7 separate regions of the Homo sapiens genome follow, and all the other regions are linked to region 5. A link is a contact called in ENCODE Hi-C data. All regions are on one chromosome and are shown on one strand. The core of a region is the stretch at or near the end of the contact, and the rest is flanking DNA. Distances in the headings are between cores, read along the strand shown. Region 1 holds the start of NEK10 (NIMA related kinase 10). Region 2 holds the start of RPSA (ribosomal protein SA). Region 3 holds the start of TOP2B (DNA topoisomerase II beta). Region 4 holds the start of RPL14 (ribosomal protein L14). Region 5 holds the start of UBP1 (upstream binding protein 1). Region 6 holds the start of EIF1B-AS1 (EIF1B antisense RNA 1). Region 7 holds the start of NR1D2 (nuclear receptor subfamily 1 group D member 2).

Evidence for each region. A loop is a pair of places that touch in the nucleus more often than their neighbours do. Pooled maps may share reads with other maps.
Region 1: a pooled map shows a loop between it and region 5 (6-fold over the local background). The contact joins the promoter of NEK10 here to the promoter of UBP1 in region 5. A Hi-C loop is called at or near these places in 3 of 50 pooled maps.
Region 2: a loop to region 5 is called in a map of naive thymus-derived CD4-positive, alpha-beta T cell, with 16 times the contacts of the local background. The contact joins the promoter of RPSA here to the promoter of UBP1 in region 5. A Hi-C loop is called at or near these places in 1 of 168 maps with a recorded cell type or tissue (naive thymus-derived CD4-positive, alpha-beta T cell), 1 of 37 single-sample maps with no recorded cell type and 11 of 50 pooled maps.
Region 3: a loop to region 5 is called in a pooled map, with 13 times the contacts of the local background. The contact joins the promoter of TOP2B here to the promoter of UBP1 in region 5. A Hi-C loop is called at or near these places in 7 of 50 pooled maps.
Region 4: a loop to region 5 is called in a map of CD8-positive, alpha-beta T cell, with 25 times the contacts of the local background. The contact joins the promoter of RPL14 here to the promoter of UBP1 in region 5. A Hi-C loop is called at or near these places in 1 of 168 maps with a recorded cell type or tissue (CD8-positive, alpha-beta T cell) and 7 of 50 pooled maps.
Region 6: a loop to region 5 is called in a pooled map, with 36 times the contacts of the local background. The contact joins the promoter of EIF1B-AS1 here to the promoter of UBP1 in region 5. A Hi-C loop is called at or near these places in 5 of 50 pooled maps.
Region 7: a pooled map shows a loop between it and region 5 (9-fold over the local background). The contact joins the promoter of NR1D2 here to the promoter of UBP1 in region 5. A Hi-C loop is called at or near these places in 2 of 50 pooled maps.

Annotation. Positions count from the first base shown.
Region 1 is chr3:27,367,486-27,371,429 of GRCh38, forward strand. It overlaps NEK10 (NIMA related kinase 10), which reads right to left and starts at 1,898. Exons shown (of 36, transcript NM_001394966.1): 1 at 1,740-1,898. RefSeq lists an enhancer at 1,156-1,656.
Region 2 is chr3:39,405,246-39,409,340 of GRCh38, forward strand. RPSA (ribosomal protein SA) reads left to right here and starts at 1,475. Exons shown (of 7, transcript NM_002295.6): 1 at 1,475-1,519; 2 at 2,376-2,541; 3 at 3,361-3,479. The coding sequence starts at 2,409. It overlaps SNORA6 (small nucleolar RNA, H/ACA box 6), which reads left to right and starts at 3,146; the gene lies at 3,146-3,294. RefSeq lists enhancers at 1,196-1,987, 1,369-1,508, 3,573-4,095 and silencers at 1,679-1,858, 3,254-3,303.
Region 3 is chr3:25,663,657-25,667,666 of GRCh38, forward strand. It overlaps TOP2B (DNA topoisomerase II beta), which reads right to left and starts at 1,251. Exons shown (of 36, transcript NM_001330700.2): 1 at 573-1,251. The coding sequence starts at 641. MIR4442 (microRNA 4442) reads right to left here and starts at 1,283; the gene lies at 1,217-1,283. RefSeq lists enhancers at 1-30, 988-1,551 and silencers at 318-506, 461-820.
Region 4 is chr3:40,455,392-40,459,172 of GRCh38, forward strand. RPL14 (ribosomal protein L14) reads left to right here and starts at 1,948. Exons shown (of 6, transcript NM_001034996.3): 1 at 1,948-2,083; 2 at 2,499-2,600; 3 at 3,251-3,345. The coding sequence starts at 2,081. RefSeq lists an enhancer at 1,747-2,041 and silencers at 2,184-2,233, 3,447-3,741.
Region 5 is chr3:33,438,261-33,442,039 of GRCh38, forward strand. UBP1 (upstream binding protein 1) reads right to left here and starts at 2,145. Exons shown (of 16, transcript NM_014517.5): 1 at 1,476-2,145. The coding sequence starts at 1,588. RefSeq lists silencers at 1,150-1,384, 1,304-1,353, 1,584-1,903, 1,954-2,063, 2,124-2,283 and 1 more and enhancers at 1,603-2,102, 2,434-2,623, 2,834-3,123.
Region 6 is chr3:40,307,900-40,312,128 of GRCh38, forward strand. It overlaps EIF1B-AS1 (EIF1B antisense RNA 1), which reads right to left and starts at 1,799. Exons shown (of 3, transcript NR_033965.1): 1 at 1,424-1,799. It overlaps EIF1B (eukaryotic translation initiation factor 1B), which reads left to right and starts at 1,808. Exons shown (of 4, transcript NM_005875.3): 1 at 1,808-2,073; 2 at 2,994-3,157; 3 at 3,571-3,672; 4 at 4,071-4,229. The coding sequence starts at 2,043. The coding sequence ends at 4,115. It overlaps LOC124906228 (a long non-coding RNA gene), which reads right to left and starts at 912. Exons shown (of 2, transcript XR_007095876.1): 1 at 1-912. RefSeq lists an enhancer at 1,539-1,898 and a silencer at 2,169-2,218.
Region 7 is chr3:23,944,009-23,947,854 of GRCh38, forward strand. It overlaps NR1D2 (nuclear receptor subfamily 1 group D member 2), which reads left to right and starts at 1,278. Exons shown (of 8, transcript NM_005126.5): 1 at 1,278-1,586. The coding sequence starts at 1,571. LOC124909354 (a long non-coding RNA gene) reads right to left here and starts at 1,172. Exons shown (of 2, transcript XR_007095845.1): 1 at 1-1,172. It also overlaps a transcript of NKIRAS1 not described here. RefSeq lists silencers at 1,142-2,331, 1,828-2,369.

The DNA.
Region 1 (3,944 bases), core at 648-3,147, 6.1 Mb before region 5:
AAACCTGTACCTTTTATAACATTTTTTCAATATTTACCTTTTATAAGCAAAAGCTTCATTGGCCATTTCTGACTTTTCTGGAAGAAATAAAGATACCATGGCAAACAGTAACTTCTCATTTTAGAGATTCAGTCAGTTAACAAGTATTTGTTGAACACCTGTTACGATGTCTTGCACTGGGCTAAATGCTGGATATATATAACAATAGTGACTGAGACAAAGATGGTCTCTGCCGTCACAGAGGCAGTCCAGAGAAAGAAACAGTAATCAAGCAACATACAGAAAATGATTGGGGAGTGAGAGCAGGAGTGTGGGGGTGCAAAAAGGAAAGTCCATTCCAGGCAGTGTGAGCAACAGGTGAGATAATTACACACAGGAGAGAATGTGACATATTCTGGGAACAATCAAGATGGAACTGCTGATAGAAGGCCTAACTAAAGATTGGATTAGGGTAATGGGGAATCATTGCAGGACTTTAAGTAGGGAAGGGAAATGCCCTTATGTGCGTTTTAAAAAGATCAGTTTAGCCGGGCACGGTGGCTCACGCCTGTAATTCCAGCACTTTGGGAGGCTGAGGCGGGTGGATCACCTGAGATCAGGAGTTCGAGACCAGCCTGACCAACATGGTGAAACCCCTTCTCTACTAAAAATACAAAAATTAGCCAGGCGTAGTGGCTCGCGCCTGTAATCCCAGCTCTCTGGAGGCTGAGGCATGAGAATTGGTTGAACCCGGAAGGCGGAGGCTGCAGTGAGCTGAGATCGCTCCACTGCACTCCAGCCTGGCAGCACAGCAAGACTCCTTCTAAAAAAGGAGTCTTTTTTAGAAGGACTCCATATATATATATATACACATATATATATATCAGTTCAACAATGGTGGGGAAAAAAGTGGATTGGATAGATAGGGCCAGACTAGAATCGGAGAAGCCAGATGGGTGTTGAATTTAACCAACCGATGGTGGAAATTGAGACAGTAAAAATAGAGATGGTAATGTGGGAATTGATTCAACACCTATTAAGAAGGGATAGTCTTGATAATTGATAGAGATGCAGAGGAAGCAGCAGTAAGTGTCATGGATGTCGTCTAGAGTGTAGTTTTTGAAAGCTGAATGGATAGTGATGCCCAAAATAGGGAATCCAAGAGCAGCAGCAGACATGGGGAAGATGGCGTTCAGGGTTGCACATGTGTGGCGTTAACTTGGCAGCTGGATTTTGGGGTCTGACAGTTAGTAGAGCAGGCTAGGTTCCAGTTGGAGACTTTCTAATCATCGTCAGATAGATGGTGCCTGAGGCGAGGAAGTGGAAGGGCTCACCGAAGTAGGGCAGAAAAGCAGAGGGGCAAAGTCAAAGCAGCATCCTGTAAGGAGAAGGCAGAAAAGCGACGCTCATAGAGATGAAGAATGAACCTCCAGAGGCGTCGGAGCAGATTGGAAGAGACACATTCAGGCTCCATTTAACCAGAATAATTCCGTTATCAAAATGGAAGCGCCAAGAAGCATCGTTGATGGCGCTTTCCCACCATCCATCCGTCCAACACAAACCCACCTGCTTTGAAAAGACTGCCTCACGCAGTGACTCACTTACCCACCACAGCCGCATTCTCTACCTCTGCCTCTTGTCTAGTGAAGCTGGCTCCCGAGGCTTCGGGGCCGCTCCACAGGGACCTGAGGACGTCTCCCCGGAGACCCTGACTCAAGCTGCTCGCCGGCACAGCCGAGCACCGGCTCCCGCCTACTCACCGCGCGGGAGGGACGGTCCCTCCTTCAGGCCAATCTCCTTATCATTGTCCCTGCTGCTGTCACCTGCTGCTGCAGACCGGGGGTCCCGTCCAGTCTCAGCCCGTCCCGTCCTCCCCCCAGCCTATTCCCGGTCCCCTCAACCTCAGGGACACCGCGGCCAGCTGCACCGTTGGTTTTCCAATCAAATCCTCCTCCAGGCCACCAACCAGCGCTGGCCAGGCCAATGCCGACAATTCTTCCTCCGCCACCTGGGGCGCCTCAGCCAATCGGGAGCAGCCATGCTGCGCAGTGCAGAACGCCATAGCGACGGATGACGCCTGCCGGGGAATCGCCGTAGCAACCAGAGACGCGCTAGATCCACCACCAAGCTTGCAAGCAGAAGAGGCAGCAAGTGATGCTGAAGGCTGTGCTGCAGCCACTTCACCGGAACCTAGAGCTACCTGTGAACAGGTCTCCTACACGTTGAAGATTTTTCTGGATTTAGGGTGTCTAACCTTTGATGGGAAAGGGCAGCTTCATCTTGGAGTGTTTACTTTCAAGAATTGCTATGGGCTAAAAATCAATTCTCTTTAAAAGCAAAGATTTAATCTGATAAGGAATCAATGCAGCATGCTAAATACCTTTCATATGGCATGAAAACGTCTTCAGTTACTCAAGCCACAGGCAATGAGAATAAGGTGCCACAGCACCGTATTTTTCACAAAAAGAGTGACCTGGGATTCAAGAAACCTGTATAGTATAACTATCGCCAGTTCGTTTTGTGGCTTTGGGCAAGTCACTTCACCTTTTGTGAAAGTCTGGAGCTTCTTTAAAATTTCTGAACTGCATTAGATAACGCTTTAAAAATATACCTGACATTCTGTAACTTTAAATAAATGAAAAATGCCAATCTATTAAGTGCTTAATTTTGTGCCGGGCACGATTTCAAATTCTTTCCTTATTTCACTTAGTTATAAAATGGAGGCACAAGAAGTTTCCTAAGTAGTCCAGTATGGCAGAGCTAGTGATGGAGTCAGGGTAAAACCTACTTCGAGTCTGGTCTTAACCACGATGATGCTCCTTCGACGATTTCTTCGAGTACTGGGCCCTGTTCAACCTCATCTTGGTATCACTAAACGCTCGTGTGTGTGTCTGGTGGTTACATCTTCCCAAACTGGATTTTAAATGAATACAGTGAACCCTAACGTTTTTCTGGTGTGGATAGTAAGTAGGCCCATTGGATTAACAATACTTAAGCTTGGGTAATTGAAAGCATTTTTTAAAATGAAGACGGTCCTATTTTGGAAATGCAGAAAGGCGAGATGAAAGCCAAACTCTGGTGAGTATAGCAGAACTAATTAAACTTCAGAGATCTAAAACAATCAGGATTAATGTTACCAATAAAACAAAACAAGGTGACGGGGCAGGAAGACCGATGCTGAGTAGAAAAAGTATTCTGTACATACATTCTAAATGTTAAGCAGTCGGCCTGGCTTGGTGGCTCACACCTGTAATCCTAGCACTTTGGGAGGCCGAGGCAGGAGGACCACTTGAGGTTAGGAGTTCGAGACCAGCCTGGCCATCATGGCCAAACCCTGTTTCTACTAAAAACAGAAAAATCAGCCGGGCATGGTGGCACATGCTAGTCCCTACTACTCAGGAGGCTGAGGCACAAGAATTACTTGAACCCAGGAAGCAGAGGTGCAGTGAGCCAAGATCATGCCACTGCACTCCAGCCTGAGAGACACAGCAAGACTCTATCTCAAAAAATAAACATTAAGCAGTGAGACATGACTGCACTGAACTTCTCATCTTCACCAGAATACCAATTGTGCTTCCCATCTTTCCACTACTCAGTAAAATTAAAGTCTTAAACTAATGTTTTGGCCATCCCAGAATATTCCTGAACTTCCCTGAAAGCTGCAGCGATTAAGAGGCAAGAATGACACTGCCTCTAAAAGACACATACACTATCATCTCAAATGTTAAGGGTCCCTCTGTAAAATGACACAAAATAAAATCCCACAAGAGATCTTGCACCAAGCTTATAGCTTATATAGCAAGGCTCAAAACTATGAAAACATATTTTTCTAAGGCCTTTTTTTAAATGAAATGCATAACGTAAATTATACAGTTCAAAAGTAAAACAGCATAATGTCCTAACTACAGCATAAAGGTAACAAATCTGCATGTAAGTAGATATTCAGGATCACCTCAACAAGAAGA
Region 2 (4,095 bases), core at 225-2,724, 6.0 Mb after region 5:
CTAGGGTCCAAGGGTTTCCAAGCTCCTCAGAAAATCATACTGGCTTCAGTGGAGCTGCAGAGCCACTTGCAGGAGAACCTGGATGTGCTGTCCTTTGGAAGAGTGGCCATAAGGGTCTACGAGTTCATTTTAGGGTGGGCTCAGAAATCAGATTGACTCAGCAGGCCCCAGAGAGGAACCTGCACTTTTTTTTTTTTTGACGGAGTCTTACTCTGTCGCCCAGGCTGGAGTGCAAGTGGCGCAATCTCCACTCACTACAACCTCTGCCTCCTGGGTTCAAGCAATTCTCCCGCCTCAGCCTCCCCAGTAGCTGGGATTACAGGCATGCCTGGCTAATTTTTGAATTTTTAGTAGATACCGGGTTTCGCCATGTTGGCCAGGCTGGTCTCTTGAACTCCTGGCCTCAAGGGATCCGCCCGCGTCAGCCTCCGAAAGTGCTGGGATTACAGCCACCGCGCCCCTTCAATTAACTCCTATTTTTTTGTTTGTTTTTTGGAGACAGAATTTCGCTCTATTGCCCAGGCTGGAGTGCAGCGGTGCAATCACATTCACTGCAGACTTGACCTCTAGGCTCAAGCTATCCTCCTGCCTCAGCCTCCTGAGTAGCTGAGACTACAGGGACGCACCATCATGATTGGTTAATTTTTGTATTTTTTGTGGAGATGGGGGTCTCCCCATGTTTCCCAGGCTAGTCTTGAACTTCTGAGCTCAGGCAATCCACCCACCTCGGCCTCCCAAAGTGCTGGGATTACAGGCACAAGCCACCGCGCCCGGCAAACTTATCTCCTACTGATGGATATTGCAAAATTTTTCTTCTACCAAAAAAAAAAAAAAAAAAAAGATAGATATAATCCATACCATCTGTTCAATCTTGTCCTTTTTAACTTTTTCAGGGAAACTTCCCCCAGGTGATAGATGGATAGATACATGAGATAGACATAACGCATACGATCAGTTCAATCTTATCTTTTTTAACTTTTTCAGAGAAAACTTCCCTTAAGTGAACATTTAAATCTGAATTACGTCCTGTTAAACTGTTCTCCAGGAAAATAAAATAAAATAAATCTTCAAGTTTTTGTTTACCTAACAATTTGTTGTGTCGAACAAACCTTCCTACTTTTCAGGTAACAAAATGGCAGCTTAGGCTAGAAAGCCGCTCATATTCGCAGGTACAAGGGCTGGGTAAGAACGCCCCGCCTGGCTGACTAACTTGAGTTCCGCGCTCTGGACAGGAATTATGCACAGGGCGTCGCTGTGGCACTAGAAACCCCAAAGTCACAAGCGCCCCAGATCCGACCAGGATGCCGCTACCGGCTACAGCCCAGAGGCCCGCTCCTGCGGCGCAAGCCCGCCTTCCTGAAGAAAAAGCCCAGTCCCGGCAGCGTTCTTCTCCGGCTCCGCCCTTCTTCCGCTCGACTTTCTTTGCCATTGGCTGACAACGGAGTACATAAGGACGTCATTTCCTGCCGCCTGTCTTTTCCGTGCTACCTGCAGAGGGGTCCATACGGCGTTGTTCTGGGTGAGTTCCGTGTAGCGTCCCTGGCGCCTTCCAGGGCTAGAAAAATGAGCTTTTCCTGCTCAAATGAAGGGTGAGAAGACTAGTGATGAAAGCCGGTCAGACTGGATCTGTCTCCCGCCCGGCGCGCCCCACCTTAGGCCTGCGGCCCGCACGTGGCCAGGCTCGGGCTGGCGGGTTCCCAGAGTGCCCCGGGAGCGGGTGGAGGCCGCCCTCCAGCGGAGGCTCCGAGCTGGGGTTCGGACCAGGCCGCGGGTGGGCGGGAGTGCAGAAAGCGGGCTAACATCCTGTGTTGCTATCCCTTCGGAGTCCCACACGGCGGTGAGTCTAGGCCCAGGCGCTGATTTACACCAGCTACTTGGGCTGGTCGGGTTTTCCCTTCGCGCCGTGCGGGTCAGGAGTTAAGGTTCTCGGGTTTTTAGACAAACAAGTGGTGACAGCACAGCGAAGTAATTCCAAAGCATCCGCCTACAATCTGCTTGAAAATGTCTGAAAACAATTCATGCCTTTTTTGCCTTTAGTTTGCATATTCCAAACATGGCTGCTCTTTTGTATCTAGTTGTTAACTTGGCGCATCCACAACTTTTCCTTAATTCCTATCTTGAGAAGTGTTGAATTTCCATTCGCTAATTTCGTGTAGTTTTATTACTCGGTTACTCTGCCGTCCACACTATTTCCTCAGTAAGATGTGCGCTGTTCCGTAATACACGACATGTATGGGTTAACTTTCTGTTTACCCTTCACTACACTGTAAGCTCAATGCCTGACACTATAGCAGATGGAGTTTTTGGTTGCTTTTAAGGGTGTGCCCTACTTAACTCAATGGAATGAAAAGAAATAGGTTGCTCTCTTATTTCAGATTCCCGTCGTAACTTAAAGGGAAATTTTCACAATGTCCGGAGCCCTTGATGTCCTGCAAATGAAGGAGGAGGATGTCCTTAAGTTCCTTGCAGCAGGAACCCACTTAGGTGGCACCAATCTTGACTTCCAGATGGAACAGTACATCTATAAAAGGAAAAGTGATGGTTAGTCATTGCTTTAATTTTTTGTTACTCCAGCTGTAAGTACAAATTTTGAGCTTGCTATTCTCGTGGTTAGTTCTGGGTAATTTCTTTCTATCTTCCTTAAATGAAGCCAGACCCCTACGTTGAAAACATACTTTAAATAAATGTTCTTGTTATTGAGAGAAAAGATTTCTGCTCCAGGGGAGGAATATGTCAGTTGTCTGAGTTACGGGACTTGGGTTGGGTCATGAACATGAGAAAGTTCATTGGCTGAGTTTCTAATAGCTCGCATAGTGCCTTCAACTTCATAGGTACTTACACAGGCTATTGAACTGAATTTTGAGTGGAAAGTGGGGTAAGAGGTGGGAATGAACAATATGGTTTGGAAGAACCAGAGGATGGAAGGCATTAAGTTGGCTAAGGCACTTACTTATTTTAGAGATAAAGCTACCAAGGACTTGGGAGTGACATGCTGTAAAGGAGTTTTAGGATGAATCTTGCATCAGTGCAGATTATAAAAGGGAAAGAGTGGCAGAAAGCCAGGAAGTGGATTATTAAGAACCAATGATGGAATAAGTACAGGGAAAGAGAAAGGAAAGATGGATTTAGCCAACTGAATCTAGGCTGCACACTATTAAAGCTCAGGGTGGAGGCCAGTCTTGGCTCATGAACTTCTGAGTGTCGGAAGTGTGCTATATCAATGGCAGGATTTTCGCTAACACCAGTAGAGCTTGCCTCTATGACTGGAGTTTGGTAGTACTCGCTGCCACATAGAGTAAACTTGAGAAGAATGTTTGCACAGCCAGGTCAAGTGTTACAAATCCTTCTGCCCTCACTTAGGCATCTATATCATAAATCTCAAGAGGACCTGGGAGAAGCTTCTGCTGGCAGCTCGTGCAATTGTTGCCATTGAAAACCCTGCTGATGTCAGTGTTATATCCTCCAGGAATACTGGCCAGGTTTGTGGAACAGTGGTTAGTTTTTATATTATAGAAATAAAGCTTACAGACATTGTGAGACATAGAAAGACATAAGAAAACAGAAATAACTCAGGCCGGGCGCGGTGGCTACGCCTGTAATCCCAGCACTTTGGGAGGTGGAGTCCGGCGTATTACGAGGTCAGGAGATCCACACCACGGTGAAGCCCCATCTCTACTAAAAATACAAAAAATTAGTTGGGCGTGGGGGCGGGTGCCTGTAGTCCCAGCTACTCAGGAGGCCAAAGTGGAGAATGGCGTGAACCCGGTGGGCGGAGCTTGCAGTGAGCTGAGATGCGCCACTGTACTCCAGCCTGGGTGACAGAGCCGAGACTCTGTCTCAAAAAAAAAAAAAAAGAAAATAGAAAACTCAAACTCCACTGTTAAGAGATCTTAAGTTGGACTGAGCCATAGAAATCGCCCTTATGACCTATGACCTTCCTTTTTTTTTTTTTTTTTTTTTTTCCTTCAAGACAGTCTCTCGCTCTGTTGCCTGTTGTCCATCCTGGACTGCAGTGGTGTGATATCGGCTCATTGCAGCCTTTGCCTCCTAAGCTCAAGGGATTCTCCTGCCTCATCCTCCCGAGTAGCTGGAATT
Region 3 (4,010 bases), core at 1-2,500, 7.8 Mb before region 5:
GTATTAACTGCTGTGAAAGTCATCCCCAATGCGCTCTCAATTGAGCGCATTGAATGAGGCTTTCCAAATTGAAGTGCAAGTTGCTGTAGAAATCCCAATGCATTCTTCTTTGAGATTAAAGCCCCAGAAAGAGCTGCATTTAGAATACACACACACACACACCCCTTTTCCCAGGGTTTTCTTGAACTACATTTGGAGAAAATGCTGCCCCACACAGACACACTTGCATTATCGCCATCCCCACCATTTCAGGTTCGGCTGCCCCGGAAGAGTCTGGTTAAAAAGAAAAGAGAGGAAGCGGGGGCTGTATGTTACGTTCGCGGTTTTGTCCCCCCAAAGTTTCAAGTACACATTACGCTCTGGCAGTCAGGACTTCCAGAGACGTACAGAGAAAGAAAGAAAGAAAAGGCGCGGGGAGCGGGCTGGAGGATTCTGCAAGCACAGGCCCCTATGGAGCGCCCGTTCGGGGGACGGGATTTCCCTCCCTTTCCCCTCCCCCGCCCGTTCGGAATTCCGCCCCCGCCGCGGGCCCGGAACAATGCAGCCGCCCGTCCCGGGGACCAGCCACTTACCACCCAGGTCAGTGCCCCGTTGCCGCCGCCCACGCCGGCTCCCGCGCCGCAGCCACCCGACTTGGCCATGGCGAGTGCCTCCAGCTCACAGGCCCTGAGGCCGCAGCCGCCGCTCCCGCCTCCCTGCGGGCCGCTGGGCCCCGCCGCTCCGCACCCACCGCTCCACTCGCCGCACTCCTAGCCGCGCCGACCCCCGCGCCCCATCGCGAAGATCCGGAGCGGACGTCCAGCCGAGCCCGCTGAGGAGGCCGCGCCGCCGGCTGCCCTCAAACTCGAGGCGCGGCGTCCGCGTCGCCCGGGCCTAGCGCGGCGGCTGAGGAGAAAGCAGGGAGCGACCGGCGGCGGCCGAGCGGCGGCGTTGCCTTCTCGCCCGCCCGCGGGCGCCGCTGCAGGCCGGGCTGAAGCCCGGGCGTGCGAGCCGCGAGGGCGGCCGGGGAGCCCGAGGCGCTCGGACGTGGCGAGGACGCAGAGGTGCCTTGTCCTTCTCACACTCCGCGAAGGCCAGCCACTCGAGTCGCCAGAGTAGTCGTCCCGGTCGCCGCCGCTGCTTCAAAGGCAGCCTTAGCCTCGCTGCAGCCCCGATTTCCTCACACACACACACCGAGAGGGACAATAAACAGAGCCGCCGCCGCCGCCGCCACGGTCACCTCCCTCTTGTCCGGCATAACACCGCACACACACATTTGCACACCGGGGAGAGAGGGAGGGCGCGGCGGCCGCCCCCGCTGTCAGTCAGCGCCATGCTGTCCAATCCGGGCCTTGTCGCCACAGCCTCTCGGCCAATCCCAAAATTCCAAGCCCCCTGGAGGGGCGGGACCCGAGGGGGGAAACGTCATTGCGGGTAGCAACCGAAAGGAAGACTTGGGGTTTTTGTTTGTGTGTGTGTCTGTGGGTTTTCCATTTGAAGGGAGAGCAGGGGCTGCTTCAAGGGTCAATTGAGGGCGGCAAAGGGAAAGGGTCGAATTGGCCTCGGGTCGATTGTAATCCTCCAAGCGTGCTGTTTACTCTGAGACCTAACCGGGAATCCGAAGCGTTTGCCTGGGGCCTCTAAGGATGAGGATGGGGGCGGGGTGGGGATGGGGGTGGCAGGAAGAAGCCGGGGGCCGTCCCAAAGGGAAATTATTTTAAAAGAGCGGTTGTAAACCGCAGGCAAGACGTTGTAGACCACTGGTGCAAGGAGGCCCCGTGACCCGGCCTCCCCAAGGGCCTAAGTGGACGCTGCTGTCGAAAAAAATCATCTCAGACCTTCTCCATCTCCTTCTTCCGTCTCCTCCCCTCACCCCAAAAGAGCATATGGTCAGTTTCAAGAAAACTACATATGAAAAGCTTAAATGATAAGGGACACACAGAGAATGTTCTAGGGAAAGAATGCAGGGTGGGTTGAGTGTTCTATTTCTACTCTTTGTTGACCTTTCTTCTCTGAACAATGCAGAGATGTCACTGTCACTTTTCTCATCTGTCCAGAACTGTGCCCCCTGCCTCTAAGAGGGCATGCTTAATTTTTAAAACTGTTTTCAGTGGAATTTTCAAATGCACAGTAAGGAATAATTTCATTCACATTAAAGCTTTCTAAGAATGAAAATTACCAATACAGCAACATCACAGTCTTTGGCAGATGGAAGATGGCTTTACTTCTTCCTGTTTTTCAGTGTAATTCCACTCAAGTATTTATTGGGCGCACACTCTGCCACGCTGTGCCAGGCTCTGCGATGGGTTCAAAGTAAAAACAAGGCCCCTGATTTCAAACCATTTATAACCTGGCTTGTGAGACAGACTAAAAGGGAGCCAACGATCACCAAAATGAGTACTTGAAGGCATGAAGTGCCACCAAAGAGTTGTGATGAAAGCTTTTTATAAAGATGAAAACAGTATTACTGTTTTTTGAAGAGGTGTTTTTGTGAACTTCCAACTGTGCATTTCCTCTCAAGGGAAAACAAAAATGTCTCAGGTCACATCTTTAAACTGCATTCTGAGTCTAGAGGTGGAGAACTCTGAAACATGGAAATAATTTAAACATAGTTTTTTTAATTAGCTCTCTGATGGCCATGTAACTTTGCCATACTAGGGACTTCAGAACAGTGAAGCCTTTCTTTACCTTGAACTTGGGGTGCAAACTTTTCTGAACCTGACCAAGTATCCATAGCCTTGTTATTTAACTTCCCTGAGCCTCAGTTTAGTGCTTGTTAAAATGATCTTGTGTTCTTACTGTGAGTTTGCATCTCCAAGTACACATGTATTTTGTTTGAAAAGGGGTAATTTTAAAGGCAATGAGTTTTTTTTATGAAGATGTACTAGGTAGAAGCTAAGCTATAAAATACATAGCTGTCTCCTTTTTTAAACTTAAGTTGTCAAAGCTCTTTATCTTCCGTTTTTGTTGTTGTTTTTAGAGACAGAGTCTTGCTCTGTCACCCAGGCTGGAGTACAGTGGCATGATCTCGGCTCACTGCACCCTCCACCTCCCAGGTTCAAGCAATTCTCCTGCCTCAGCCTCCCAGGTAGCTGGGATTACAGGCACCGGCCACCATGCCTGGCTAATTTTTTTTACTTTTACTAGAGACGGGGTTTTCACCATGTTGGCCACCCTGGTCTCGAACTCCTGACCTCAAGTGAGCCGCCCATCTTGGCCTCCCAAAATGCTGGGATTACAGGCATGAGCCACCGCACCCAGCCTAGGTTCAGATTTTGAAATGAATAAAACAATATATTCAAAACTCAAATAGATTAATAAAAATAATGTTCTTTTCACTTGCCTCATATGTGAGGCATTGAGTCCTTTTGTCTTCTCAGTATGAAAAAGCCTTTTAATAAGTGTTACTAGTTTTAAGAAAATACTGACTTACCCAGAAGAATTGCAAATAAGAATTGCTGAATATACATGAAAATCAACATTTTTAAAGCAGAGATTTGTGATGAGTGGAAGACGGAATCTAGATTAAAAGTATCTCAGCTTCTAAAGAATTGTCCTTTTTAACTGTGCAGCAGACTTAGCATATCTTTATGATAAAATTGATTGTACGCAACTTGAGCATAGCTTTCTCTTCTGGGGTAATGTGAAGTAATTTTCAATTAGGGGTGGATCACCTGAGGTCAGGAGTTCAAGACCAGCCTGACGAACATCATGAAACCCCTTCTCTACTAAAAATACAAAAATTAGCCAGGCGTGGTGACCTGTGCCTATAATTCCAGCTACTGGGGAGGCAGACATAGGAGAATCACTTGAACCTGGGAGGCAGAGGTTGCAGTGAGCCGAGATCGCACCACTGCACTCTAGCCTTAGCGACAGAGCGAGACTCCATCTCAAAAAAAAAAAAAAAAAAGCTTCTATATCAGGTTTGTCTAGTTTTAGATACTACTTTGTATGTATATATTACATATAATGACTTAATTTCTACCCCACAGCAAGCACTGACCAAAAGGAAAAACTAGAAATTAGTCATT
Region 4 (3,781 bases), core at 698-3,197, 7.0 Mb after region 5:
CAATATTGGGAACCCATGTGTGGTGGTGTATTCCTGTAGTCCCAACTATTCTGGAGGCTGAAGCAGAACTGCTTGAGCCCATGAGTTCAAGGCTGTAGCAGGCTACAATCAGACCTGTGAATAGCTACTGCACTCCAGCCTGGGCAACACAGCCAGACCCCATCTCTTCGAAAAAATGTATATGTGTGTGGCCAAGCACAGTGGCTCACGTTTGTAATCCTAGCACTTCTGGGAGGCTGAGGCAAGTGAATCACAAGGTCAGGAGTTCAAGACTAGCCTGGCCAAAATGGTGAAACCCTGTCTCTACTTAAAACACAAAAATTAGCCGGGCGTGGTGGCAGGCACCTGTAATCCCAGGTACTTGGGAGGATGAGGCAGAGAACTGCTTGAACCCGGGAGGCAGAGAACTGCTTGAACCTGGGAGGCAGAGGTGGCAGTGAGCCGAGATCGCACCACTGCACTCCAGCCTGGGTGACAGAGGGAGAGTCCATCTCAAAAAAAGAAAGAAAAAAAAAAGTGTTTGTGTGTGCGTATATATATAGAGAGAGAGAGAGTGAAGAGAGAGAGAATGTATTCTGATGTGATGCACCAAGGACATAGCATTTCTACCAAAAATTCACTATCTGAATCCAATGAGGAAAACTCCAACAAACCCATGTTACAAATTTAACAGTTAAATCTAAAACTATCAGTTAAAGACTAGAGACCTGATAAATAATTGCAATTTGTAATCCTCCATTAGATCAAGAGCCTGGAAAAACAATTTTTTTTCCCATTTGCTCCAAGGAACATAGGAGCAACAACTTATAAATTTGAATAAGGACTGAAGGTTAGATAATAGTACTATTGCAATATCAATTTCCTGATTTTGATAAGTGTACTGATGACATAAGAGAATCTCTCTGTTGTTAGGAAATACACATTTTAAGAACGTATAGATAGGCTGGGCATGGTGGCTCACGCCGGTAATCCCAACACTTTGGAAGGCCGAGACGAGAGGATCGTCTTCACTCAGAAGTTAGAGGCTGCAGGGAACCATGATCGCGCCACTGCACTCCAGCCTGAGCGACTGAGGGAGACCCTGTCTCTATAAAAGAATGTAACGCCAGGCACGGCGGCTCACGCCTGTAATCCCAGCACTTTAGGAAGCTGAGGGAGGCAGATCACGAGGTCAGGAGTTCGAGACCAGCCTGGCCAACATAGTGAAACCCTGTCTCTACTAAAAATGCAAAAAAATTAGCCGGCCATGGTGGCGCGCGCCTGTAGTCCCGGCTACTTGGGAGGCTGAGGCTGGAGAATCACTTGAACCCGGGAGGCGGAGGTTGCGGTGAGCCAAGCCCCCGCCACTGCACTCCAACCTGGGCAACAGACCGAGACTCCGTCTTTAAAAAAAAAAAAATGTAGCGATAGAAGGACATCATGTCGGCAATTTCCTTTCAAATGATATAGCACATGCAAAACGTTAACATTTGTGGAATCTAGAAGGGTTTGTGGGAATTATTTGTACTAGTTTAGCAATATTTCTGTAACTGTGAATTACTTGAAAATGAAAGGTTAACAAAGTTACTGAGATTAGGAGAGAACGTGAGGAGCGAACAGACCTAGCCATGAATAACCAACAAATAAAACTCGAGGAAATAAAAAGGAACTCAAATGGCATGCGACCAACGGAAGACATAGCTTCTGTACTCTTAACCCTAAATTACTAAGCGATGACCCTCCTGCAGCTTTCTAATCCAAATCACCAAAAACAATCTCGCCGCCCAACTTTGCCAAAAAGCAACTTAACGCCAGCCGACTCCGCCATGTTTTCCCAGTGAGCTTGCGAGCGCGTGCGTACGCACGCACGCACGCACGCACCAACCAATCGGTGCTCACGTCGGTGACTCGTTACCGCAGGGGCGGTGCGTTCTTCTACACATGCGCAGGGTTGGGCGGGTCTTCTTCCTTCTCGCCTAACGCCGCCAACATGGTGAGTCTTACTGTTGCGGGCTCCGGGGCCGTCGACCATGCCGCTCGACCTCCACCTCCGCTGGGAAGCTGAGGCGCCAAACGGCTCCCAGAGGGTCCCGGGAAGCGCATGGTGAGGGTCCCCGGGCCGGCTGTGCAGCGGAATCGGGCCCTTCCCGGACTCGCGCCCTTCCCGGACTCGCCGCTGGCGAGCGCGTGGAGGGCCCGGCAGGCCTGGCGCGCCTTGGGCCACGCGTGCGCGCCTCCGCCGCTGGAGCTGGATGGCTGATGCGGCTCGTGGTCCGAGAGCCTTGTCCTGCCGTGTGGGCCTTGCGGACCTGGGAGCTGGCGGGCGTTGGGAACCGGGCTTAAGCTACTGAGGCGTTTGCTGATTTCGTCCATCCAGGTTGGCGCCTGGCTCTCGGGCGTTTGTTCCCTGCAGCATTCTTTTTCGCTGAATTTAACCATGTTGTCTTTAGCTGCAGAAGGTGACATATGTAGCGAGTATTTCTAAGTAAGTTTCACTGTCCTTTCTCCTCCAATTTTAGGTGTTCAGGCGCTTCGTGGAGGTTGGCCGGGTGGCCTATGTCTCCTTTGGACCTCATGCCGGAAAATTGGTCGCGATTGTAGATGTTATTGATCAGAACAGGGTAAGTGTCACAACTTTTTACTAAACATGGCAGTGGACATGTGCCCTGCAGATGGCAATAATGAATTGTCTCGATGGCTGTGTAAGATGAGGATGCTATGGGTAGTCGCTTTATTTTACCATTGAGGAAACAGGTAATGGTACGGGTTTTAAGCACAGCCTGAAGTTAGCTATTAGTATTGAATTTCAGTATTAGCCACTTAAGCTAGAGCCAGTTATAGGCTGAAACGTTGGTTAGTTTTAAATGAGTTACTATACGTAAAGTGAGTTTAGAACAGATCCAGCACGTAGAAAGCACTTTTGTATTTACTGCTGTGTATTTGAAACAAGCAAACTAAGGAGTTGACCACTGACTATAAATCAGCAGGGATCAGAGTCCTAAAGTTGCCTGTAAATTACATGTGGTTGGTTTCTATGGGGTACTATATAGTTTAAGAAGGAGCATTTAATGATGTGGAGAAATGTTTGTGTTGAGCAAAAGACATACATATATATAACCCAGATAGGACAATCCTTGTCTTTTCTGAGCAATTTATTAAAATAGTAGTGTGGGTTTGATGGCCCTGAACGGATAAGTAATGTTACAGAACCATCTGACCATTTTAATTGCTGTTAGATTTTGCACTGAAGTTCTTGATGTTTGTGTTCTAGGCTTTGGTCGATGGACCTTGCACTCAAGTGAGGAGACAGGCCATGCCTTTCAAGTGCATGCAGCTCACTGATTTCATCCTCAAGTTTCCGCACAGGTAACTGTCCACTAATCACTCCTCCCTCCCATCCCCAGATTTGTTTATGCTAGTAAAAGTTTGTTTTGGAGTAAACAATACGGAAGATTCAGAGCCATCCTGAAGAGGGATTTGCATCATAGAAGTAGACAGGGATTATTTACTTTTAAAATGTCTTGCCTGCGCGTGATAGCTCATGCCTGTAATCCCAGTACTTTGGGAGGCCACGGTGGGAGGGTCTCTTGAGCCCAAGTTTCAAGACCAGCATGGGCAACATGGCGAAAACCCCCATCTCTACAAAAAATAAAAAAAAAATTCGTTGGGCATGGTGGCACGCGCCTGTAATCCCAGGTAGGGGGGCCTTGGGGGTGCTGAGTTGGGAGGATCGTTTTAGCGAGGTCGAGGCTGCAGAGAGCCGTGATCATGCCACTGCACTCCAGCCTGGATGACAGAGTGA
Region 5 (3,779 bases), core at 895-3,394:
TAAGTAAACTTTTCAGCAGCAAACTTTCATTTTACCATAAAAGAGAAGCAACTGAGGAGAGACACATATTGAACTTGCTTCACGTGCCTCCTTTGCCTTGACTATAAGCCTCGTGTTTCCAGTAGAGAGCTAAGGAGCAGAATGGCACTAGAGGAGTGCGTTTTCACTAGAGAAGCACTGCCTCTAATACTCCCCTCTGGGGTGACTCCATGACTTTCAGTAGCTCAATTTCCTCAACAACTGAAACAGCTGTTTTAGAAAATAAGCCAACTCATCTACAGGCCTTAAGTTATACAACTGCAGAGAGAAGAGGTGCCAAGTTCAGGAAGCCCAACAGAGACCAAATCAGAGCCAGACGCTGGGGAACTCCAGGTTTAATATGCCTTCCACTACTCACTTCCACACTCCAAGAAATGTCTCCAACCTTTCTGAGAGTTCTTTATGGCTCAGAATTTCTCCTTAAGATTTAAAGACCCAATTACTTCAAGGAGCAGCCACCAAGATTCCAGGCCAGCTTTAACCCAGAAGTCCTCCTCTAGAGCTGCAGTAAGATGTATGAATGCTACTGGGAAACTGTAGAGCACTTCCAAAACATCAGACATTTTCTAAAGAACAGAAAGCTACACTTAATTCACATTATTGAAAAGCTGCCAAACCACTGATTTTTAGACTTTATTAGTCAAGTCAACGCTATGGTAAACTATATTTCAATAAAGCCACTAAAAAAATACAGAGTTTCCAAATTCCTAACAGTTAAAAAGGATAAAGGGCGGAGACTAAGCTCAGATCTGTTTCAATCTCTCCATATTAAAATGAATGACTGCTGGTACAGACAGCAGAGACTAAACAATTATTTGTGGTGCAATCACTGCATCTTAAAACCCTCAAGAGGAAACAGCCTGAGAGGGTAGTCTCCAAAATGAGAAACTTCACTTTGAGACAATCAAAAGAACAAAACGAAGTCACAGTGCTACTCCCACCGCTGCTCTTTCAATTATAATTTACTAACATCAAGTGATTAAAATCTGCAGCCAGAAAAGATCATAATGTAGGACAACAAAGTAGGAACTGATCCCAAAACGCTAGACAGTATTCTCCCAATATAAGTGCTGCCTTTTCGTACAGTGTATTCTAGCTCCAATGGGACTTGTAAATCACTTATAAGGAAAAGAAGCCCCTTCCCCCACCAACCCAAGCCATCCTAATAGCTGGGCGTGTTTTACAGCAAATATGAAGCACTCAGGAGCGGTCCGAGGCCGACGCTTGCGGGGCCATCCTCCCCCACCCGCCCGTCACCAGGGCGAGCAGAGGCCTTTGGGGTTCCATGGCCCCCGACCGCCACGCGGCAGGACTCCGACCCCGCAGCCCAGGAGGCCCGCGCACCTCTGGGAGCAGCCGCATCTGGCAGAGACTCAGGGCTGCGCAGGCCTTCCCCAAGGAGACAGAGGCTTCTCCCCGCCCAGGGAGCCCAGTACCTCATGCTGTAAGCGCCGGCGCCCAGTTCCTGCCCGATGCCCGAGAGGCTGGCGTCGAAGTCGTGCACCAGCCCGGACTCGATCACCTCGTCCATCTTGAGCACCCAGGCCATCTTCCGGCCTCGCCGTCGCCCCGCACACCGCGGCCTCCGCGTCCAGGGCGAAGGAGCCGGAGCTCCGCTGGCGCGTCCTGGGGGAGGGCGCGGGTGAAGCCTCCGGAGGGGCGGCGAGTGGTCACCAGCGGCGGCCGGGACGAGAGCTGCGGGGGCCCCACTGGCAGGGCACGACGAGCCCAGCGAGCAATTGCAGCGGGAGCGGCCGGGCCGCCGGCAGCGCCACCCTCCCGCGGACACCGGCCCTGCGCCTCATGCCGGCGCCGCCGCCCAGCCCCCGCGCCGCTAGCGCTGCAGCCGCCGCCGACCGCCCCGCCCGGGGCCCCCCGGTCGCATCCTCCTCCGGGACCGCTGGGAGGCTGGACCTCGGGCCGCTCCGAGGACCACACGGGGGCAAGCCCTCCGCCCGCCCGTCACCCGCCCCCAAGCCTTGACTCCTTGCCCCCGGCCCGCCCAGGCTCTAGCGCCACACCGCCCCGGCCAACCCCGCCGACGCCGCTCTGCCGGCCGGACGCTGGCTTCAACGCGACTCCGACTTAGGTTCACGCGCCGCTTCCGCCTCCCCCGGCCCCGCCCCGACCCCGCCCCGGCGTTCGCCCCACGCCTCGGCCCTCCCCGTACAGCCCCGCGCTTAGGGCCACTCCCCGCGCCTCGCGGCCCAGGAACTGTCCAGAGAGTGCAATGCGGCCCCGCCCACGCGGCTGTTCCCAGCCGGGGTGGCCTCGCTGCGTCCCCGCACAGCAGCCCAGGAAGAGGCGGTGCCAAAAGGGCTGCCAGTTTCCGCCCCTTCTAGCGAGCGAGATGATTGACAGGCCAACTGAGCAATACCTGCAAGGGCTTGGACGAAGCTCCCGTGAGTCTCTGTGTCCCCCGACTAAACAACCAATCAAAATGTTCTTCACCTTGGGCGGGCTCGAAGACGGAATTTGTTGCCAAAAGAAAGAGTTCATTGGACTGCATGGTAGAAAGCGACCCAAAACGCCACTTCCGGAGGTGATTTGCTCCTCTGTGGTATTTCCCGGTCGTCTCTGCTTTATGCCCTCTCTACCGAGGGAGTGAGCGGTTTGCACCCCATCTGGTGACAGAAAAGCCAGTTGTGCAGAAAACCTTGATTGGCGTGAGAATAAGCCAATCAACGCTCCTGAGAAAGAGCTCTGGAAAGACTTCCCCTATTGGTTGCATTGCCGAGAGCAGCTTGGCTATCCTGAGTTGAACTAGCTGTTGGTCATCCTAAGGGCAGGCGGTCTCCTGAAGTTGGACCGAACCATTAGGACGTGCCACAGTAACAGCTACGCTGCTCAGAAGGCCCGAAGGGTCTTCCTCAGCGACCTAGCGTGGGCACGCGCCACTGCGGCCAAAAGACAGAAATCTTTTTACCGGAAGAGATGAAATAGAAAGCAGGAGCCAGAGGCTGACTTACAGAGCCAGTGTGCGGATCAGAGTTCCTTAGGAGCGGCTGCTGGCGCTTGACGGGCGGAATCCTTGCTGAAGAGAACGTCAAGGCCCGGGCTTCGCCCTGCATCGAACTTACTGCCTAAGAATAAGACCCAAATGCTGAGCGCCCCGCCCCAACTTGCCAGTTTAAGTGCAAAAATACATAGATTAAAATGTCAGCCTAATAAAGCAGTGGCACTGAGCCAGAAAAAAATAGTCTCAACGCCTGTGTGATTTAGATACTAACTTACAGGCTCACGCCTGTAATCCCAGCACTTCGGGAGGCCGAGGCGGGTGAATTAGTTGAGGTCAGGAGACCATCCCGGCCAACATGGTGAAACCCCGTCTCTACCAAAAATAACAAAAATTAGCTGGATGTGGTGGCGCGCCCATGTAATCCCAGCTACTCAGGAGGCTGAGGCGGGAGTAAGGCTTGAACCCGGGAGAAGACAGAGCAACACTCGGTCTCCAAAAAAAAAAACCACAAATTAACTTGGAGAATGTTTTTCTCTTTACACAACATTTTTGCAAACATTTCATTTGATAAAGCCATACTTTAGAGATGAGGTAATTCAGGTGAAAATGTGTAAAGATTACACAGTGCAAGGTCACACAGTAAGCAGGTAAACCGGGGCTATTTGACTAATCCAGATTTCTCTGATTCCAGGCGAAAACATTAGATTGGCCATCAGTTCAGGAAGCTCCATTCCACTATTACAAATAAATCTGCACAAACAATTGGATAGTCAAGGGAAAC
Region 6 (4,229 bases), core at 549-3,048, 6.9 Mb after region 5:
AAGAGTGTTTTCCATTTGAACCAGAGCTGGAAGACCACAAATGTGGTTAGATTTCTGAGAGTTAAGAATTTGATTTTTTTTTCAGGCATTAACCTACAAAAGCCTTCATTTCCACACCTGGTGCATAGAGTAATGCTTACCTTATAAAATAGCTATGAAGATTAATAATGTTATATATAAGCTTTGTAACAGGCAAACAGTAAGTACTAAATAAATGGCACTTATCATCATTGTTAATTACAAAAGATTGTCAAATCCAGGTATTCTTAACCTGCGGTCTGCAGATCCTTGGCTCATGGATAAAACTGCAGGGGTGGAGATCCCTAAAATTGGATGGGGAAAGATTATATCTGCATTTTCATTAACCTCTAAGCAAAATTTACCATTTCTTTCCATTATGAATAAAGGCAACATCATAGTGATAGAAGGACCTGTCACTTCGCACCAACAGAAGTTACACATACTTTCATATTAAATTTCTGATGTTACGGACATCACAAAATATCTCTTACATTTATCAGCTTTTTGAAATTATAGTATTAGACCTAATCTTGCTAGATCTTATTAGTGTATTAATAAAGAAATACACGTTATTAATGTATTTTTTAAATTTCAATATAATTGGTTTCCTTTGTAATCCTATGTACTTTGTGAACTTAAAACTTAACTTCTCATTATTCTGAGAAGGGATTCAGCAGCTTCACAGGATTGCCATGGCACACACAAAAAAGTTAAGAATCCCTAAATTTTAGTCTATCTCTTTGCTTCCAGAAAGCCAACCAAGTTTGACAATTGAACACACCTGCCTGAGTGAGCCAATTCCCAAAGTCTCGGGTTTATTTTTCTGTGCGTGACCTGATAGGAAGATATTACGGTCTGGTACATGACTCCATCAATTAACCTATTTGCTGAGCTCACCTTCAGCTTATACCTGGCATCTTTCCTGAATTCTCTGTTGGGCCTTCTGAGGCACACAAAATGAGCTGACAAGCTGATTTTCTGGTATCTTCTGTTCATACACACCTGGCCCCCACTCGATGCCAGGCCCAGGATTAAGCTGGGCAGTGATTCTCAAGCCTGATCCCAGACCAGCAGGCAGGATCAGCATCACCAAGGAGCTTATGAGAATTGCAGATTTTCAGGTCACACCCTAGACTTCCTGAAACAGAAACTCTGGGGTCTATCAGTGTTTTCTCAAGCCCTCCAGAGACACACGCTTTAGTCTGAGATCCACCGTGCTAGGGAATCGGAGGTCCGTCCAATCCTGGAAAGAGAGGCTCCCATCTCCAGTATTGGTTGAGACTAACACCGCTCCTGCAACTGGGGTTGGAATTTCAATGCAGGTAGTTGCTGAGCGGGGGCCAATGAGTTGAAAGCCGGAGCAAGGGGACTTGTTTTGTTCCTGCACCCCGATTTTACTTACATTACCCGGGGCCTCGAGGGTGACTCATAGAGATTAGCCCTGAGCGTCGACCCCTCGGCGCCGCCACTGCACAGCGAGAGAAGGGGAGTCAAGAGAGACGCTTGAGTCCCTTGACTGTCCTCCCCTACGAGCTCTCTGGGAAGAGAGCCCCAGACCTGCGAACTCTGGGCCGCTCTGCGGCCGCTTGAACACTTCGCGGGTCTTCCGCCCCGCGCTAGAGGACGCACTCCGTGACGGGAATTGCGGTCTCGGCCGCCCCCGGCCTCAGGCTTTCCGGGCTCTGCTGCCTCCAGAAAACTACAAGTCCCAGGATGCTCGGCGCGGGACGGTCACGTGGGAGGGGCCGCGGGCGCGGCTAAATAGTCTCCATCGGCCATTTTGTGCGAGAAGCCGCAGCGCCGCCTCTTCTCTCGCGCCCTCGCCTCTTCCTCCGCCTCCTCCTTCGCCTCTTCCTGCCTCCTCCCGGCTTCCGCCGCCGCCACTCCAGCCTAATCCCAACCCCAGGGCGAAGCGTTTTCTTATTTATTTCCGTTTTCTCGCCACTACAGCCTCCTGACAAGGTGATCCGGGCGGGCCCCGCAGGAATTTTATCCCCTCACCGGCCTCACACTAGTATCGCATGTCCACTATCCAGAACCTCCAATCTTTCGGTAAGATCCCGTCGCCGCCGCCTCCCTCCCTTGCCCGGCGCGCATCTCGGCCTTTTGCCCGCCTGGCCACCGCCCCTAGGGGCCCCCTTTCTGCCCTTCCCGCACCCCTAGTGGGGCTTTGTCTCGGCGCCCAGAAAATGGCGACGGGGCCCCTGGCGACCCCTTCCCCGAGGACAGCGCCGGACTCCGAGCCCTCCTCTCGGAGCCCCGGCCGCGGGCCCTGCGCCACCCCCTGCCCCGTCCTTGACCCGGCTCTCGCCTCCGCTTCTGCCCCTTGAAACCTTGGCGATCCTATTTCGTGGACTCCTAGATCGGCCCTGCTACTTGCAAAGGGTATGCCGGGCCAGGGAAACCAGGGATCGGCGCCCGTTCTCTGGCAGCTCCTGGGGGCACTTAGGGAAAGATGCGGATGCAAGCCTCTGATCTGTCACTGGCCAGTGGTTCAGTCTTCTCTGCTTGCGTAGCAATTTGTTAAATTACGCCTCTTGATATATATGTAATCTACTTTTTTTTTGGCAAGGCACAGTTACGGTTAAATGATTAAGGTGGGCGTATTCGAATGTTTATGTTTTCATCAGAATGTAATCGAGATGACGCACATTTTTATAGCGGCTACAATATTAAGGTTTTCTAAATCTTTTTCTCATTAGAGGACCATATTGAACGATAACATTATTTATCTATAACAGCGTTTTTCTACAATGGACATAGCTGTTCAAATGTTTCTCTTTTTGTGAGAGTATCTTGGGGGTTTTATTAATACTCCACCCCCATCTCCATTCCTACCGGCAAAAACAGCAAAGGCACTAGAACCTTCATTGATGACTGTCTGGATTGGTAGTATAATGTATTTCTGGAAAGTACTTCTTAAAAAATATTTTTCTACTTTGGATTTTTTTTTTTTTTTTATCCATTCGCAGACCCCTTTGCTGATGCAACTAAGGGTGACGACTTACTCCCGGCAGGGACTGAGGATTACATTCATATAAGAATCCAGCAACGGAACGGCAGAAAGACACTGACTACTGTTCAGGGCATTGCAGATGATTATGACAAAAAGAAACTTGTGAAAGCTTTCAAAAAGGTAAAGGGATTAGGAAGAAAGGATTAGAGTTACTGATGCACACCTCTGAACTGGATTATGATTCACACCTTTATATCGGCGTGGATGAAAATAACTAGACCAAGAAAGTTGTTCTCATTTTTGTAATTAACATGTAAATATTTAGTTATTCTCCCAGTGTGGTCTCTCATTTTAAAAGAAGATTCGCGTTGCTTTTAAATAAATTTAAATGTGAAATATTTAGTTCTTGATGTTACACATAAAATCATTTCCTGGTTTACAAATTAATTTGGAAGGATTGTGGATTATAGGAGACAAAATCTGTTTCTCTAAATATGATCTAGCTTACTGAAATGGCTAATTCTGTTCATACGGTGAAATAAAACCTCATAGTAGTTGACTAAATTTTGTTGTATATTTATGCACTTTTCCAGAAATTTGCCTGTAATGGTACTGTGATTGAACATCCTGAATACGGAGAGGTTATTCAGCTTCAAGGTGACCAAAGAAAAAACATCTGCCAGTTTCTCTTGGAGGTGAGTGATTGGGTGCTTTATGTGTAACCTTGAGATTGCTTTTAAAATTGTATTTAAAGGCAACATGATTTGTTTTCTACTAAGTAAAAAATCATACGAATGAAGGAAATTAGGTGAAATAAAGACATGGTAGTTATTTGGAAAGCAAAGACCTTTATCTGGTTTATTTTGTCATTAGAGTATTCTGATCATTTCTTTATATACACACACAGGCTATTTCTTGGCATGTAAAGTATTCAAATACGTGTTGAATTGTTGGCTATCAGCAGTGCATGCCACAGACAACAGTGTTGCAGTAAGCTGTTGATAGTGATTCTTTTTAATTACTCTTCCATGTTTTCTTAATGAATTTTTATATTTCTCAGAGTTATTTTGCTAAATTAGATTTTATTTTACAGGTTGGCATTGTAAAGGAGGAACAGCTTAAGGTTCATGGATTCTAAAATGAACCTAAATACGTGGAGAATTTCTTGAATAGTTTTGTTCTCTAAACCCGGTTTGGCTGCCTTGTGAAATGATTCCCTGCAGTAAACGGACTTTTCATTTATTTAATCATT
Region 7 (3,846 bases), core at 28-2,527, 9.5 Mb before region 5:
AAGAAGCACTCTCCTAGTTAGGGAACCAGAGCAGTAGCTGAGGCAAGAGATAATGGTTTGCTCTAGCAATACCAACGGTGAGAAACAGGGATTGAACATATTTTGAAGGTAGAATAGCTCAGACTTGCTAATGGATTGAATGGAGAATAAAAGGCTGTGAGAGTGTTAGGAGAGAAACATAATTTTGCTGGCTTCAGGAACTTGCAGATTTACCAAAACAGTAAATATTGATATGGTGAAGAAACCTGGGGGGTGGGGAAATAGGGTGTTGCACATGTAAATATGTCTTCCACGTGACATTTTCCCCACCTTCTATAGTGAAGAATTTCAGAGCAAACTGGAAAGAGTTTTACAAGCAACACCCATATCCCCATCGCCTAAGTTTAACATCTTACCATATCATCTATTCATGCCTCTATCAGCCCATCTTACTTCAGTAATGCGTTTAAATTGCGGGCATCAATGCACTTTCCTCAGAATTCACCTCAGCACGCATACAATTTATGTCTAGCTTTTTTCTTTTGATCTAAAATTTACATTCAAGGTGAAACGCCCAGATCTTGACTGCACATTAGCTGAGTTCGGACACACGCGTACACCCGTCTAAAATCTGAGATGCAAAAAAGCGGCATAATCAAACGGGCTGCTGGATGTAGGAATCTGGAGATTAGAAGAGAGGTCTTGGCTTGAAATATAAATCTGGGAATCACAAGAACATAGGTCTACTTAAGCTATGAGATTGGATAAAATCACCTAGAGGGTGCAGAGGGAAAGGGAAGGGTCTGTGCCCTCAGAGACCAGCGTTTGGAGGTCGGTCGGGTGGGAGCGGGGGGTGGGGGTGGGGGGCGCAAGGGTTGAGCAAGCCCGAACCAGCCGGCCCAGCCGGGGTCCTGAGAATCACCCTTGCTCGGCGCCAAGCCACCGCTTTGACCTAAGAGCCACCAGGTTGGGGGGCAGGGCGTGGAGAGGACTCCCGGCCAGAGGCGGGAAAGGCAGCCGGGAGGAGAGGAAAGAGGAGGAGGAGGGGAGGAATATGCGGCGGAGGGAAACGGAGAAGAGGTTTACGGCACGGAGGGGAAAAACGAAGGAAGAGGAGGGGCTCGGCAAGGAGAAGGAAGGGGAGAAGGGGGAAGCGCAGGAGAAAAGGGTAGCCGGGGAGCCGGGAAGCGGGCGGGAGGGAGGGGAGCGGCGGGGCGGAGGTCGCCGCAGCGGCCGGCCGAGGGCGGGCGGAGGGAGGGGGTGTGTGCGCGGGTCACATGGTCGCGGCTGCCCTCCCCGTCAGCCGCCCTCGCCGCCGCGGTGCGCTGGCTGCAGGAAGCCGCCGCGCCGCCGCTTTTGTTGTCAGGGACCCAGCGAGGAGCGCCGCTCGCCGGCCGCCGCCACCCTCTCTCGCTGCAGCCTGCTGTGCGCTGCACGGCCTGGGGCCCGGGAGCCCCGCCCGCTCTGCCCATGAGGGGGCCCCGCGACCACCGCTGCTTCCAGCCCGGGGCGGCGCGGCGCTGAGGCGGCGGCGGCGGCGCTGCCCCCTCTGCGGGAAGCGGGCGGCCCCGGCCGCCTCCGCGAGGGCACCATGGAGGTGAATGCAGGTAAGAACCGGACTGCGGCGGGTGGGGGATGGCCGGAGGGAGCGCTCAGAGCCCGCGGGGCACTTTGGGGGGCGGCGGCAGGGGGTGTCCCCATGGCCGGTGGGGCGGGGTGGGCTGCTGCGCGCCGCGTGTCCGCCTCTGGCTCGGTTCCCATCGCCCCCCGGGCCGCCCGGCGCCCGCCCTCTTGTCTCCCTGCAAAGCCGCAGCGCGGCCTGCCGGCGCCCGGCCCGGCCCCCCCCTCACATGGCCCGGCCGCGCGAGCCACGTGCGCGCTGTGTTTACGTTCGGCGGCGCGCGGGCGCCGGTTGGCTGGGCGGGCGCGTGACGCGGCATTACATAATGGGCGCTGAGGCGGCGGCGGCGGGCGGGGACACGTGAGGCCGCTCGGCTCCCTGACCCACATTCCCCGGGGCCGCAGGGACACGTGGGGGCGGGGGCGCGCGCGCGCGCGCTGGCTGGGAGCGCCGCAGCCTCCCGGGAGGCTCCGCCCCTTTGGAAGCCTCGGGGCAGTGACGTCGCCGCGATTCCCTCCTCCCCCGCGGGGTTGCACACTGCGGAGGAGGCCGCGCGTGCGCGCCCGCTGAGCCCCCGCGGCGGGGCGTCCCCGAAGCGGGCGCTGACACCGCAGTGCACCGGACGCCGCACGCTCTTTTCGCGAGGTGACCCCAAGGCGCGGACCCCGCGCAAACCAAACGAACCGGCGCCTGGGGAGGCTGGTAGCTGCATACCTTGCAGATTCCGAGGAGGAAGTGCAGGACGAGGGCGTGCTGCAGGCCGGAGGAGGCGCCTCGGGGAAGGCGTGGGGCTTTCCCGAAGGGATACGCTCGAAGGAGCTCTGAGGTGCTTCGATCCCGAGCGACTCCCCGCAGACTGGGTAGCACCGCCCCTGTTAGGATGCCGTCTGTTTACAAAAAAAACCGTTTGCTCTAGGACGCGACCTGTCTCATACACACACAGTCTTAAAAACTGCTTCCAGATCCCTTCGGGCTGGAGTTTTCCAGTAAACGGGTCACACCCGCAGCTGAGCGTGCAGCTCACGTATGGTCAGGATGACTCAGGTGATCATAGGTGACTCCAACACCATATGTAAGACTGGACATTCTTCATTTAAATTAAAAAAAAATTAACCTGTGGGTCGCTGACTTTTCCTGAATCTGATCAAGAGAATTTGGCTTTATAAATATTTTTCTTGTCACATTTTGTTACATTGCAACGGAACAACAGGGTGCCCTTCCCTCCTTTTGTCTGCCCCAAATGATGAGGTAGATCTGAAGTGAGTGAGGTTATGGAAACAGCCAGCTTTTGTTTTATTTTTTGAGTTGCAATGCGCCTCTAAGAATCTTGCCTCGATAACAAATGTATTGTGAACTTTTCACCAAAAGTAAAAATAAAGTCACTTTCTAATTTTATTTACGTATTTTTAGAATTTACTTATTTTTTTTAACCTGTTGTCTCACAAAAATCTGGATCTAATTGTGTTTTGATTACCTAATCGGCCTACTTAGCCTTTGAGGGTATTTTTAAAATTTTATGAGTTTATCATAGAATTAAACTTCTACATGTTAGAATTCAGAGGTGATCAGGGTGAACCTCTTCTAACCCACCCTTTAGCATGAATTCTAATAGCTTTAGTAACCTCATAAGGGCTGGCTCAATTAGGAAGTTTTTCTCTGGTTTGAGCCCTCTTCCAATACTTCGCTGATCTAAATCTTGCCTCGTGGAGCAAGGCACATTATAAAAATTCCTCCGGATGAATGTTGACCATCCCCTTCCCCCTTCAGTTCTTCCATTTACAGTTCTCATCTCTTTGTCCTTGCCCAGCATTGTTTTTTCTGATCACTCATCATCCTTGTTGCCGTTTGGGATGGAGCACCCAGAAGTGAACAGGCTCTTGTGGAAGTGGTTGGATGATTATCAAGTTCCAAGTTGCCCTCTTTGTCTTGAATCCTGTTGCAAATGAATTCCCTGGCAGGCTTAGTATTTTTGGCATGTTGCTTTGCTGACTCACAGTAACCTTGCAGTCAACTAGGACCTTTCACGTGAACTATTATGAAGTTAGATTTCATTCATTGTGCAGATAATTGCATGACTTGAAGTGTAGGAATTTACAATGACCATTCTTAAAATTTCTCTCGTTCATTTGGCCTTAAGTTCAAAGCTGTTACAAGCTGTTACCCACCATGTTTACAGTTTCTGCTATCTATCAGTAAGCAGGAGGTCTAATAAGAATTGCCTTAAACTGGCCGGGCACAGTGGCTCA